2 separate regions of the Homo sapiens genome follow, and region 2 is linked to region 1. A link is a contact called in ENCODE Hi-C data. All regions are on one chromosome and are shown on one strand. Each heading gives the region's core, a stretch centred on a gene start or an enhancer-like site at or near the end of the contact. The rest is flanking DNA. Distances are from core to core; before and after follow the strand shown. Region 1 holds the start of PNKY (long intergenic non-protein coding RNA PNKY). Region 2 holds the start of LIN28B-AS1 (LIN28B antisense RNA 1).

Region 1 (5,632 bases), core at 2,756-5,255:
GAACTGCTTGGCGAACTGCTCCAGGTCGTCCGAGGTCGGCGTGTCCTCGTCCGAGTGCGGGTCGTGGTGCGCGCCTGGGTGGCCAGGCGGACCCTGCGGGGGCGGCGGGGGCGGCGGCTGCTGGTGTGGGTGCGAGTGCGGGTGCGGGTGGTGGTCGGCATGGTGTGGCTCGTCGTGCGCGTCCCGCAGGCCGTGGTGGTGCAGACCGGCCGGCTGCCCGCCGGCGCCCAGCATGCCGTTCACCGTGAAGCTGGGCTGCGAGTAGAGCAAGCCGCCGTTGGACGCTCCCATGGAGGGTGGGAGGTGCGCTGCAGCCGCCGCGCTCCGCCATGCCCCGGGTCCCGGGTGGTGGTTAGCGGCGTGGTGCACCAGATGCGGCGGCCGCTGTTGCTGCTGCTGCTGCTGCTGTTGCTGCTGTTGCTGCTGCTGTTGCTGTTGCTGCTGCTGATGCTGCTGCTGCAGGGCGCCTGGCCCGTGCAGCTCGTCTCCGCGGCCGCCCTGCTGCACCACCACCGAGGGCTTGATGTCCGGCTGGCCCAGGGGGCTGGTGGACCACGGGGAGCCGTCGCCGCCGCCCCCGCCGCCGCCCCCGCCCCCCCCGCCGCCGCCACCGCCCCCGCCGCCGCCGCCGTGGGACAGCGCGGTGATCCACTGGTGAGCGTGGCTGAGCGGGTGTCCGTTGCTCTGCAGAGCGCCGTAGTCGCCCTGCACCAGGCTCTGCGCTTCGCGGTAGCCCCCCGCGCCCTGCTGCATGCCGCCGGGCGGCTCGGCGTGCACGATGGAGGCGCTGGAGGTGAGCAGGCTGTAGTGGTTAGACGCTGCGGTCGCCATGACTCTCGGAGCCGGACTGAGCGCTCCGGTTAAAGGAGCCGCGCATTTGACAGTTACTTTTTCGCCTCGGGCTCCCTCTCCTCGCTCGCTCTTTCTGTCTCCTCTCTCTCCCACAGCGGGCAGCTCCGACGCCCGCTCCGACGCCTTCTGTTGCTGCTCCTGCTATTACTGCTGCTGCTGCCGCCGCCGCCGCCTCCCGCCCGCCCTCGCTCTCTTTCTCCTCCTCTCCCTCCTTCTCGCTCTCGCTCACTCTCTGACTAGCTCGGCGCTCCCCCCTCTCCCTGCTCTCTCCAGCTCTCTCCCGCTCTCTTGGCAGCGCCGGCTCGCAGCGGCACGCGCCTGGGCCCCGCCCCCTCCGCCCCCTCCCATTGGCTCCGCGCCCTTTGATTTACGTGGATACCGCTAGCAACCTCCCAGGCCGGCGCCACTGATTGGCGCAGAGCTACTCCCTCCCCCTCCCCCGGGCTCGGAGTCCTCCTAGCCCTCCTCCCCGTCCCCTTCGCCTCCCGATTCAGATTCTCTCAGTTCTCACCCCCCCGCTTCTTCCTCACCCGGGGCCTCCTCCGCCCTCTCTCGGATGGGCCCCGCCCCCCATCTGTCTCCCAGGCAGAGAAGACCGGCAGGGGGGCGGTCCCGGTGCTCTTATCGGCCACAGACACTTGGAAGACTTGGATTGGGGTGGGGGGCGGGAGGCAGTGGTGTCCACTTTCGTTTCCCAATAGGGCTTTAAGATGGGGAAACGGAGGGGGTAAGGGAAAAGCTGGGTCGCACCGAGCCAGCGGGAGTCGGATTTTTATTCACCTAGGGACACACACACAGTGTGTATCTCTTAAACCTAGAGCCAAGAGCCAGACCTGTTCCCCTGTTCAACTCTCCTTGCATCCCACGGTTAGAATTTCAGTGCACAAGTGTCTCTTGCTCCAGGGTGTGCGGACACTTCGGCCCAAAGCTCTTCTCCTTCCCCTCTACCCCGCGGCTAGCACAGGCTCTCTTCCTTTTAGGTTCCAGGCCCAATTGTCTCCCACTCCCTTGGGGAAAGAACCCCGAGAGAGGCAGGCTCAGCCCGCACCGCGGCTTGTAAGTCATTCCCATCAAGGCTCGGAGTTGCTTGCTCTGACAGCGTAGCGGTCTGAACTGAAAACCAAACAAAACTCTAAAAGTCTCTCCGTCAGATTCACACGCCGGCGCGTGCAGTTTTTGGTTTAGAAAACTAGAAGCCTGCGTGGGCTCCGTCTTGTGCGAGGCTGCCGGAGTGCTGGCGAGGGGTGTGCGGCCTTGTAGGGGCGGCGCAGTCGCCAAAGGCCGCTCCGGGAAGCCGCGCGGAGGGCCTGCGTGCGCGATTCCCCGTGCTCCTACCGCTGGTAGGTGCAACTTTTCCGTTAGCCCCTTGGGAAGGAGGAAGAGTGTGTGAAGCAAATGGGCTGATGCCAGGGGAACCTTCCTAATCAGTAACTTCGGTGGGCGCTAGCGGGTGGGGTTAGTCTATGTCTTTGGCGCTCCCTGGCCAAGCTCCCAGCTCAGCTTTCAGCAGTGAACTCCAGAGCAAGACTATGGGACCATGCACCCGCAGCGCCGCTCTACGGAGCGCGGGCGCGTCGCGCCATCAGTTCTTTAGCCGCCCAGAGCAGGTGCCGCCTGCGAGTTTCCGAGCCTGCAAGCCCGGTAGCTAGAACTTGGGCGCGGACCCAGGCTGGAGCGGCGTGACCGCCACGCAGGGCCGGGTGTGTACATGGGCGCTGTAAAGCGAATCAACAGTTACTGCCGGGAAGGGAATGACAGACCCCAGGGAACCTGGATCGCGTCCCCACCTCTCACCCCTCGCTCTATCGCTGGTTTTGCCGGCGGTCGTAGGCTTGAGAGGGCAGCCAAATCAACGCTCAGAGGGAGCATTTTGGGGCCTCTGAGCATCTGAATCCAGACAGCAGACTGGAGCGGGCCAGAAAATTCATCATGACTAACAAGGAGTCATGCTCTTTGGAGAGTGGCTGAGCTGTTTATAAATCACCACGTTGAGCACCCGCCCGGGCAAGACGCTTTGGCTGAGAATTTCCACGTGTCCTGTGTTTATGAGCGTGTGTGGGGGAGAGAAATGGATAGGGGAGGGGCGAGCCCACAGGCCGCCAGCAGGACGGACCTGCACCCCCACCACGCGCGCACCCGCGCGGCGAGGCGAGGCGAGGACACACACAGCGTGTCGCTCCGTCCCAGCGCAAGCGCGGGGCCACTCTGGCCGCGCGCCTGGGGGCTGCTAGGAATCCCATAACTTTGTCTAGCTAGGAAAAAATGAACAAGTCCGAGCCTCAGCGCGCAGACTCAGCGACTGGTGCCCGCGGCTCCGCAACCGCGAGCCAAGGGGCTGGGTGGCGGGCAGAACCGCCTTCTCCCGGCTTCGGCCCTGCGTCCCCTGTGCTAGGCGCGTGACTTTCCCTGGGCCTTGGGGAGCGCACAGACAGCCCGCCAGCCGCATCTTCTCCTGACATGTCGTGCCTTTCTTTTCGCGGACCTGGAGCTCAGAGCTCCCACGGACAGAAGAATCCAGCCCTGGGGAAGGGCCGCGTCCAAGTGCTAAGCAGCTCATACTTCTCCCCCACCTTTCTGGGGCAGGTGTCTGCTTTTCTCTGGATTTAATTTCACATTTCTCGAGGCACAAGGCCTTCTGCAGCCCATAGGATGATACACTCGAAAGAAGAATGAAGTTTTCAAACACATCTTCGAAGGAACTGAGGCGGCCTGGCTCTGAATCAATTTAAAAGTTCCTCCTCCTCTTATCTTTCTCTCCACACCCCACCCCACACCCCCGCCCTCCTCCCGGCATAGGGCGCTAGTGTGAGGGGACAAGAATAGGCTGCACGTGTACATCAAAACTTCCTGTCTGCGATAGGACATCACCGGCGATTAATGCTGAGATCCTTCCCACGTTGACTTCCCAGGTCTCAACTCCAACTTCCATCCCCGTCTCATTTCGCTGGCGGCCAAGGAGCCGAAACGTTCCCAACAGGGTTTAATATACCCAATAAATCCCCGGGAGTACACAAAGAAATAGCCTACCCGGGGCCTCAGTCTCTGCACCCCACCCCCACCCCCAAGCGCGGCCAATCACCGGGCGGGCCAGGCTGGGCTCGCACCGCGGCTCTGAGCAACACCTCCCCACGAGCTACCGCCGCCTCCCCTCCAGGCGCCAGGGGCCCGGTTGGCGCGAACGCCGGGTTCCGAGCACCCTGGGCTTCCTTGTCTGCCTCCCAGCGCGGCACCTCTTCGGGGCTCCCGAAACCTGAGCTCTCGCTGGTTTTAGGTCCAGACTGGGGCCTCTCCACCGGTTCCTCCCCCGCCCCGGGCTCTGGGGCCCATTCTTTGGGCTGACCCTGTCAGGGCAGAGTCCGCGCGTCTGCCTGCCATTCTCCGCCCGCATAAAAGCACGTTGAAGGTGTCTCGGGCAGACACCTCCAGGTTTTGAATCAGTTTATTCCCTTTCACTGTTCAAAGCAGCTGTTCAAATACACAGGCTGCTTACGTTGACGTGGAGAGGATTTCAAACAACGCTAAAATGCTTTGAACTGACAAGGTGTCTTGATATCTCCCTCACTCCATCCAGCACAGCTCCTCGAGATCACTCGCTAGGACAATGGCTGAGCAGGCGATTCGTGCGGGCCTCGCCACCTCGGGGCGCGGACTGCGGGGTGTCCTAAGCCCCTTCCGCAAGGACAGGATGGAGGCACCTGTAAGGAGATGCTGGCGCCACCCCAGCTTCTCCCAGGTCCGGAGGAACCTCTACTCAGTCAATACCCTGAGCTGGACTTGTCTGAAGAAACGGAGCCGACTCCCTCTTGCCGGGGTGCGCTGAGTGGAGGGGAAACATCCTCGAATAACAGAACTACACCAAAAAGACACCCATGTTATCTCTCACACTTTCACACTCCTCGAGATAGTGAGCCGGACCTGGGTCTTAGTAGCACCCAGTACCTTGACACAAACCTCCCAAATTTCCACCTGAGTAACAGTTATGGGGTCAGTCCATGCACTGTAACTTGAACTCTAATTTATTAACTATTTCATCTAGTAAACACACTCACACCATATATAAAATAGCATTTATTTATTTCTATATACCAGGAGTTGGCAGAAAACCCACCGTGACCACTCCCATACATTGAGCTGGAGGCACACAATTACTAAAACAGAGGTGAAATGGTATTCATTTGATCTTAATTTTTTCTTATTTATGTAGTCCCAGGATAATAGAAATCAGGAAACAAAAGAAAACAAAGAATTTTCTGAGGAGATGGCCATTGGGGGAGTGGAGGTAGCAGCTGGTTTAAACCTAAGTAAAACTAGAAAAAGAAACTGCTGTTTCCTTTTTCTTATATCCACCTTAGAGGATCATGTTTGAACGTCCCTACTCCTCCTCCTCTTTTTAAAAAGCCTTGTCTCAGTCATTCATTCCTGTGCTTCCTGCTCTTCTGCTAGACCCCAGCAGCTGTTTGATTTGGTGAGGCCCCCCTCCAACCTCTGAGTGGAACTTCTTTTCTAAGGGCCTGCAGAATGTCAAAACTGAGGCTCTGGCTTCGGAGCTAGAGCTTTGAACAGCCAATCCACACAAAAAGGCAGCTGGCTGCTTTAATGAAAACTGCTATAAAGCTTCAAGAACTTTAGCCTTGGGGGATGCATTTATAAGGAACATGGAAAATGCATTTCCAAGTTGCTGGTTCTTGGGAGAGACATAATAAACATTTACCAAAAAAAAAAAAAAAAAAAAAAGGATAGAACTTACTATCTTTAATTATGCAGCAGCATATTTTTTCCT
Region 2 (5,708 bases), core at 2,643-5,142, 6.1 Mb before region 1:
AAAAATTGCAAATATCAAGTTCATACTCTATCTTACCAGTAGTGTCAACTAAAACTGTACAGTTTTTGAGTTAAATAACTAGTTGCTTAAACGGGTTTTTAAAATCTTGTCATCATCTGCAAGTGGCAGCTTTCAAAGAAAGAGAAAACCTCTAGCATTGATCCTATTGATTTTACTGACATTATTCAAAATCAATGTTACACAGTAAATTAATATACTTCAGGGATAACATTTCTCTATCACAATTTCTGATGATTCCAATTCAACTAGGTGAAAAGCAAAAAAAAAATTTATGAAATATATATGCATATATTTCCTATAGTCATGATGCTACTTGAATCCCTACACAATTTCTGTGTACTGTACAGTTTTCAGTCAGATTTAGCAGGGACCAATATGGCTGTCTTGATTCAGCACTGTGGCCAGCGACTTTGTCGAGCATCATTGTGTCAGAGAAATCCAACACAATAATGTACATGTATACAAGTACATGGTGGGCAAGTTTCTCAAAACAATGAGATTCTGTATTTCATATATTCGAAGACTTATTCATATAAATCAACCTGAAGTATTTGAATGTAAAGAATTTCCATTGTTCTTCTTGGCAAGCTAGAAATACTTTACTTTGTGGTTCATCAAAAACAGTAGTTATTTGTAAAGAAAATACAGTCCCTTTAAAAGTCAAGGAAATAAGGTACAGGTTCAAAAGTATTTAAACAAAAAAAACTGAGTATCTGAGAATTTTAAAAGAAAATTAAATTCTATTAAAAAATACCTAATAAGAAAACGCTTTAGTTGTCCAAAAATTTGTAACGCCACTTTCATAATCAATAATTTAATTACTTCTAAATTGATTCATCCCTGTATGCCCATGTTTCATTTTTTAAATCAATGCAACTTTGGATTAAGATAAATGTTTATAGATCATTTCCTGACCTGAACTTGCTAATACAGTCCCCAAATTTGGTAGCTGTGCCTAGCGCTTCAATTATTTTTAAAGAGACATCACTCACACCTGAAGACTGTTATTCATACATGTTTTATTTAATAACTTATTTTCTTCCTTTAATCATGATTTGTAAATTATGACAGCAGTGTGTCACAAAACCCTAATCATGTTACCAGATCAGATACCAAGCATTATCAAACTTTTAGGCAGGTAAGATCTATTTAATCTTCTCTTTCTTCAGAGTAAACCGGAAAAAAAAAGCCAAACTTAAATTCACCGTATTTTGGGATTTATATGTGCAATAAACTTAAAAACAAGTTATTCTGAAGACTAACTTTGAGCACTACTATTTTAAATCTCGATTTGCTTCCCTTACAAAGTATAAGATTGACATACCTCGCCTCACAACCTAGCGATTTTTAAATTTAAATCTTGACTAATTTCACAACAAACTTTTTATTGTTTCTGAAGTCTAGCAGAGAACATACATAGTAAGACACCATACAGTCTGACAAGGATTAATGAGAATATAATTATTGAATCATTTAGTTCCAGATCTATTGAGAAGCACCTATAAAGTTACCAAAAACCAATATGCATTACAACCCGATCCAATTCCTTAAATTTTTATGACCTTATATTGTAAAGCAAAGATTAGCTGATCCTACTTGTAAAATGGAAAAGTCAAATAAAACTTTTTTATTCATTGGTAGAAGAGGCCTTGTGTCAGTTTCATTTCTAAAGCTCTGTAGGAAATTAAGCACACTGGATTGCTGTGTTTCATACATGCAAAGATAAATAATTTGGCAGGCAAGAACCTTCCCTAAGATGGACAAGGGTGTAATTATTATTGAAAATGGAATACTGATTATTACATTCTCTTCTGTTAATTTATCATATGACTCCTCTATAAAATCTATGCAAATTCACAGCAGAAGAAAAAAAGGCATAAATTTCATAGCAAATTTATTTTTTCATACAAATTGGCATATATTTCCAAGAATTCACCCTTAACTTTCAAATCTTCCCTGAAAGCTTTCATAAAACTGTGATGTTTTATACTTATTGTTGGACGTAAAAATGTGCTTTTTAAAAAAGCACTTTTGCATTATCTAAGTAAATATGGTAATAACCAGCACCAAAAAAAGAAACATTAATATTTTCTTGATTAAAAATCACTTTAAGTCATATTTTCCCAGCAATGTTGTAAAACGTTTTAAATTCATTCTAATACTAGTTGTCAGGTGTAATTTTCACTTCCACAGTATTTGTGATCGATAAATAAAAAACTACAATAGAATAGGAGTATAATTTATTTTCCCCTTGCATTAACAATAATAGGTATAAAAATCTACAGTGGAGAATTTAGTTCCATGAACAGTGACACTTGGCAACCTTAAAAACCTACGGATGAAAACAAACCCACAAAGAACTGAAGGGAACTCAAGGAAACACAGGCACCTAAGATTTCATTCTGTGTTACATGAAACAATTCAAAATGGCGGACTTACTATTACTTACATTTAAGAAATTTCCGCAATAAGGGCACTAAATACATACTGTTAGATTTTACTCGAAAACACTCAATATTTACCAACGTGCAATTTTTAAAAAAAGTTTTTGGAGTACAAATCTTCACAAAGCACCCGCATCCAATGTTCCAGTCAGTAGTCAGTTAATGCTCCTGCAAACGTATCATTTCCTCTTTGGTTTTTCCTTTTCAAAAACAACCTAAATCCAAGTGCGTTCTTCCCCGTTCTTTTCAAAATCCTTAATTTTAATTCATGAATTTACATCACCGATACCAAAGCAAAAACGATCCCCGACGCCTGCCCGGTACAAAGCAGTTCGGCTTGCGGAGCGCGAAAGGGAGGTGCGCACGCCCTCTGGCGGCGCGGCCCCGTGCGTCCCAGACGAGCCGGCACCGGCCGCGAGGACCCGCCGCCGGGACCCCAGCCTGCGCCGCACCCTCGCGCCCTGCGCCCCCGCGTGGCCTGCGCCCCCGCCCTGCCCCGCCCCGCCCTCCCGCTCCAAGCCGGCTTTGGCCGCCCGGCAGCAACCGCAGCGGCGAGCCTGGGCGGCCGCTGTGGCAACGCAGTGCCCACACCGGGCGCCGACCCAGCAGCACCGAGCGGGGAGAGAAAGGTGTGAACCCGGAAGTACATCGACTGCCCGCGTCTTAGCGGCAGCACCGGGGCAATAAATCAGGGCCGGCGAAGGAAAGACGCGGCGCGCCGGCTTCCGAACCGCAACTTGCTGCGAGACCTGTCACTTCCCCGCGGTGCCCAGTCCTCGCCCCTCCCTGGCGCTCGCGCCTCCTCTTTTCTTCCTGCTCCTCAGCACGGAGCTCCCCTCGACGTTGCTCACGTGCCAGACTCGGGACCGCGAGCGGCGTCCGCACCCGCACGCACACCCGGCCACGCTCGCACTCGCGCGGCCGCGGGGCCGGCTGCTTACCTCCGGGGCCTCATGGTCGCGTCGCTAGCCTGGGTGTGAGAGGGGGAGAGGGTGTGAGGACGTGTGTGGCGTTCAGTCCCGAAGGACGGGGCGGAGGAAGGGGCCTGGAGTCTGTCACTTCCTGAGGGAGCGCGGAGGTCGAGAGACCTGTGAGGCGCGCGGCGGGGCCGGGAGGGTCAGCACATTGTGAGCCGGCAAGGGGACGCGGAACAGCCGGGCGGCGCGCGGCCACCGGGCACGGAATCCGCTGTCGCCACCACTCCGCCGCCGCAGCCCGGCGAGTGGCGGGGCGCGGGGAGGAGGGGGCTGAGCCGGGTGGGGGAGCGCGGGGCGCGGCGGCGGCACCAGGCGGTTCGACTGGAGCCCTGCGTCAGCCGGCGGCACGCGCACACCTGCCCGCCGCCGCTACCGGCCGCGTCATTGGCTGCCGGCGCCGAGCGCGCGAGATTGAACCTTCCATTCATTCCAGGGCCGGGCGGGCGAGCGCGGCCGCGGTGGAGCTTTACCGCGGGCGCCCCCGAACCCCCGAAGCGCGTCCCCGCGCAGGCCGTGGGCGCGCACGGCCGCTGCCGCCGTTTGTTCTGGTGGAGGCTGCGAGTGCCTGGGCCTGTGACTCCCGGCTCTCCGCGCGCAGCGTCAGTCTGGGAGGGAAGCTCACATGGCGGTCCCTAGGGTGCGACTGGAGGGAGGCGGGACGATGCTACTCCTTGCTCCCCAACCTGACACCTTGGTGCGGTAAAACTGTAAGAAGGTAACAAAATCATATCTGAAGCCCAGGTCTTCTTTTCTTTTACTACAGATGCCCTGGACATCATTCCGAACAGCACAATTCAAGGTAATAATAGTCATGTATTTCAGAATCCAGTGAGCATGGTAGACAATGCCAGAAGTTTGGGGAACCTACTGTCAGCTGTTTCTTTTCCTAAACAATAAGATACTCAACGTCAAATTGGATGATACAAACTTAATCATCATCACTCAAAGAGCCACAAGATCTGGGGCCAAAAATACTGTGATATATACACATATTTAGCTTGGTATTTTGGTATATGTTCCCAAAATATCACTGCTTTCTCTCCTATAATTTTCTACCTGATAATTTTATAGTTCTTTCTTATACTTTGGGTAGTTTCTCATCAGACTTTCAGAACTAAACAGTACTAGTCAATCATTATCTGACCAGCTAAAAAATCGAATATCGCCTTGTAATCTGGACTGTTCTGTGGAACTGACTAAAGGGATTAAATATTTCAGCAAACTAAAAATTTGTTCAAAAATTTAAAATATAGGAAATCAAATTAAAAGTGGAAAACTTTTCAAATGAAAACACTTTCATTTGAAAGTAACTAATAAAGGCCAGTTCACTGGCTACTATTGTATGACTAAAAGGCAAATCTCCAAACCGTTGCTGTGTGATGATACATTTCTCCCTTCCAATTTCTGGATTGGGATTAAGAAACCAATGTATCTATCAAGGGTAACCACAGTCTAGAAAAAAGCATCTCTGGCCTGGGAGTGAGATCAATGCAGACAAACTGATCAGAAGCAAAATCCTGTTGTGACCCCTCCTAAGAATTTTCCACATTGGCTACCACCTTCAGCAAATTCCCTGGATGGCTGCTCAACTTTCCATTGAGCTAGTGGAGTGAATACCACTTACTTTAAAGATGCCTTTTCACTGGCAAGTATGTAAAGTATTTCTTACATTACTTTGCGAAGTAGTACAGAGGATTCTTTCAGATACAATTCTTAGTTATAATCATTGTATCAATTTACACTATGATTTCAAATATAATTTAGAGGAAAAAGATGTGGACATTGATTACTAGAAATGAAAAACAGCAATTAATTATATCACCATCTGAAATGTGATATGCTTTGACTTTAAAGCATTATAGTAATTTTTTATTTATGAGTAGAGCTTACAAATGCACTTACAGAATGAACTGTTTTTTTTAATAGCTATGTTTCTAGGTATTTTGTAAGCCTTTCAGCATTTAAGTGTGATGTATATTTATGCAATACCTATTTAAAGTCCTGAGAAGAATTGTAAACAGAAAATAAAAAATTAAAACACAACCCAGGGTTAGTATCCCAGCACTCAAGAGTTCATCCTTTTTTTTGATTTCAAACTAGTTATCATCATGCCATCATGCTCCTGTGACACAAATAAAAAATGGGACATTATAATATTTAATGTATTATTTCATATAAGGTACCCGAAAGGGGCGATGATGAACATTGATAGGCTAAGCATTAAGGAGTATGTTAGCATGATTAGAAATGAATGAAAAGCCATAAG

The links. Hi-C counts contacts between places; a loop is a spot of excess contacts on that map. Pooled maps may share reads with other maps.
Region 2: a pooled map shows a loop between it and region 1 (15-fold over the local background). The contact joins the promoter of LIN28B-AS1 here to the promoter of PNKY in region 1. A Hi-C loop is called at or near these places in 4 of 37 single-sample maps with no recorded cell type and 10 of 50 pooled maps.

What each region holds. Positions count from the first base shown.
Region 1 is chr6:98,830,073-98,835,704 of GRCh38, reverse strand. It overlaps PNKY (long intergenic non-protein coding RNA PNKY), which reads left to right and starts at 4,005. Exons shown (of 1, transcript NR_148381.1): 1 at 4,005-5,564. It overlaps POU3F2 (POU class 3 homeobox 2), which reads right to left and starts at 1,131. Exons shown (of 1, transcript NM_005604.4): 1 at 1-1,131. The coding sequence starts at 831. RefSeq lists enhancers at 1-414, 413-482 and a silencer at 1,121-1,190.
Region 2 is chr6:104,938,711-104,944,418 of GRCh38, reverse strand. It overlaps LIN28B-AS1 (LIN28B antisense RNA 1), which reads left to right and starts at 3,892. Exons shown (of 3, transcript NR_046407.1): 1 at 3,892-4,041; 2 at 4,206-4,241. It also overlaps a transcript of LIN28B not described here. RefSeq lists an enhancer at 2,836-3,670.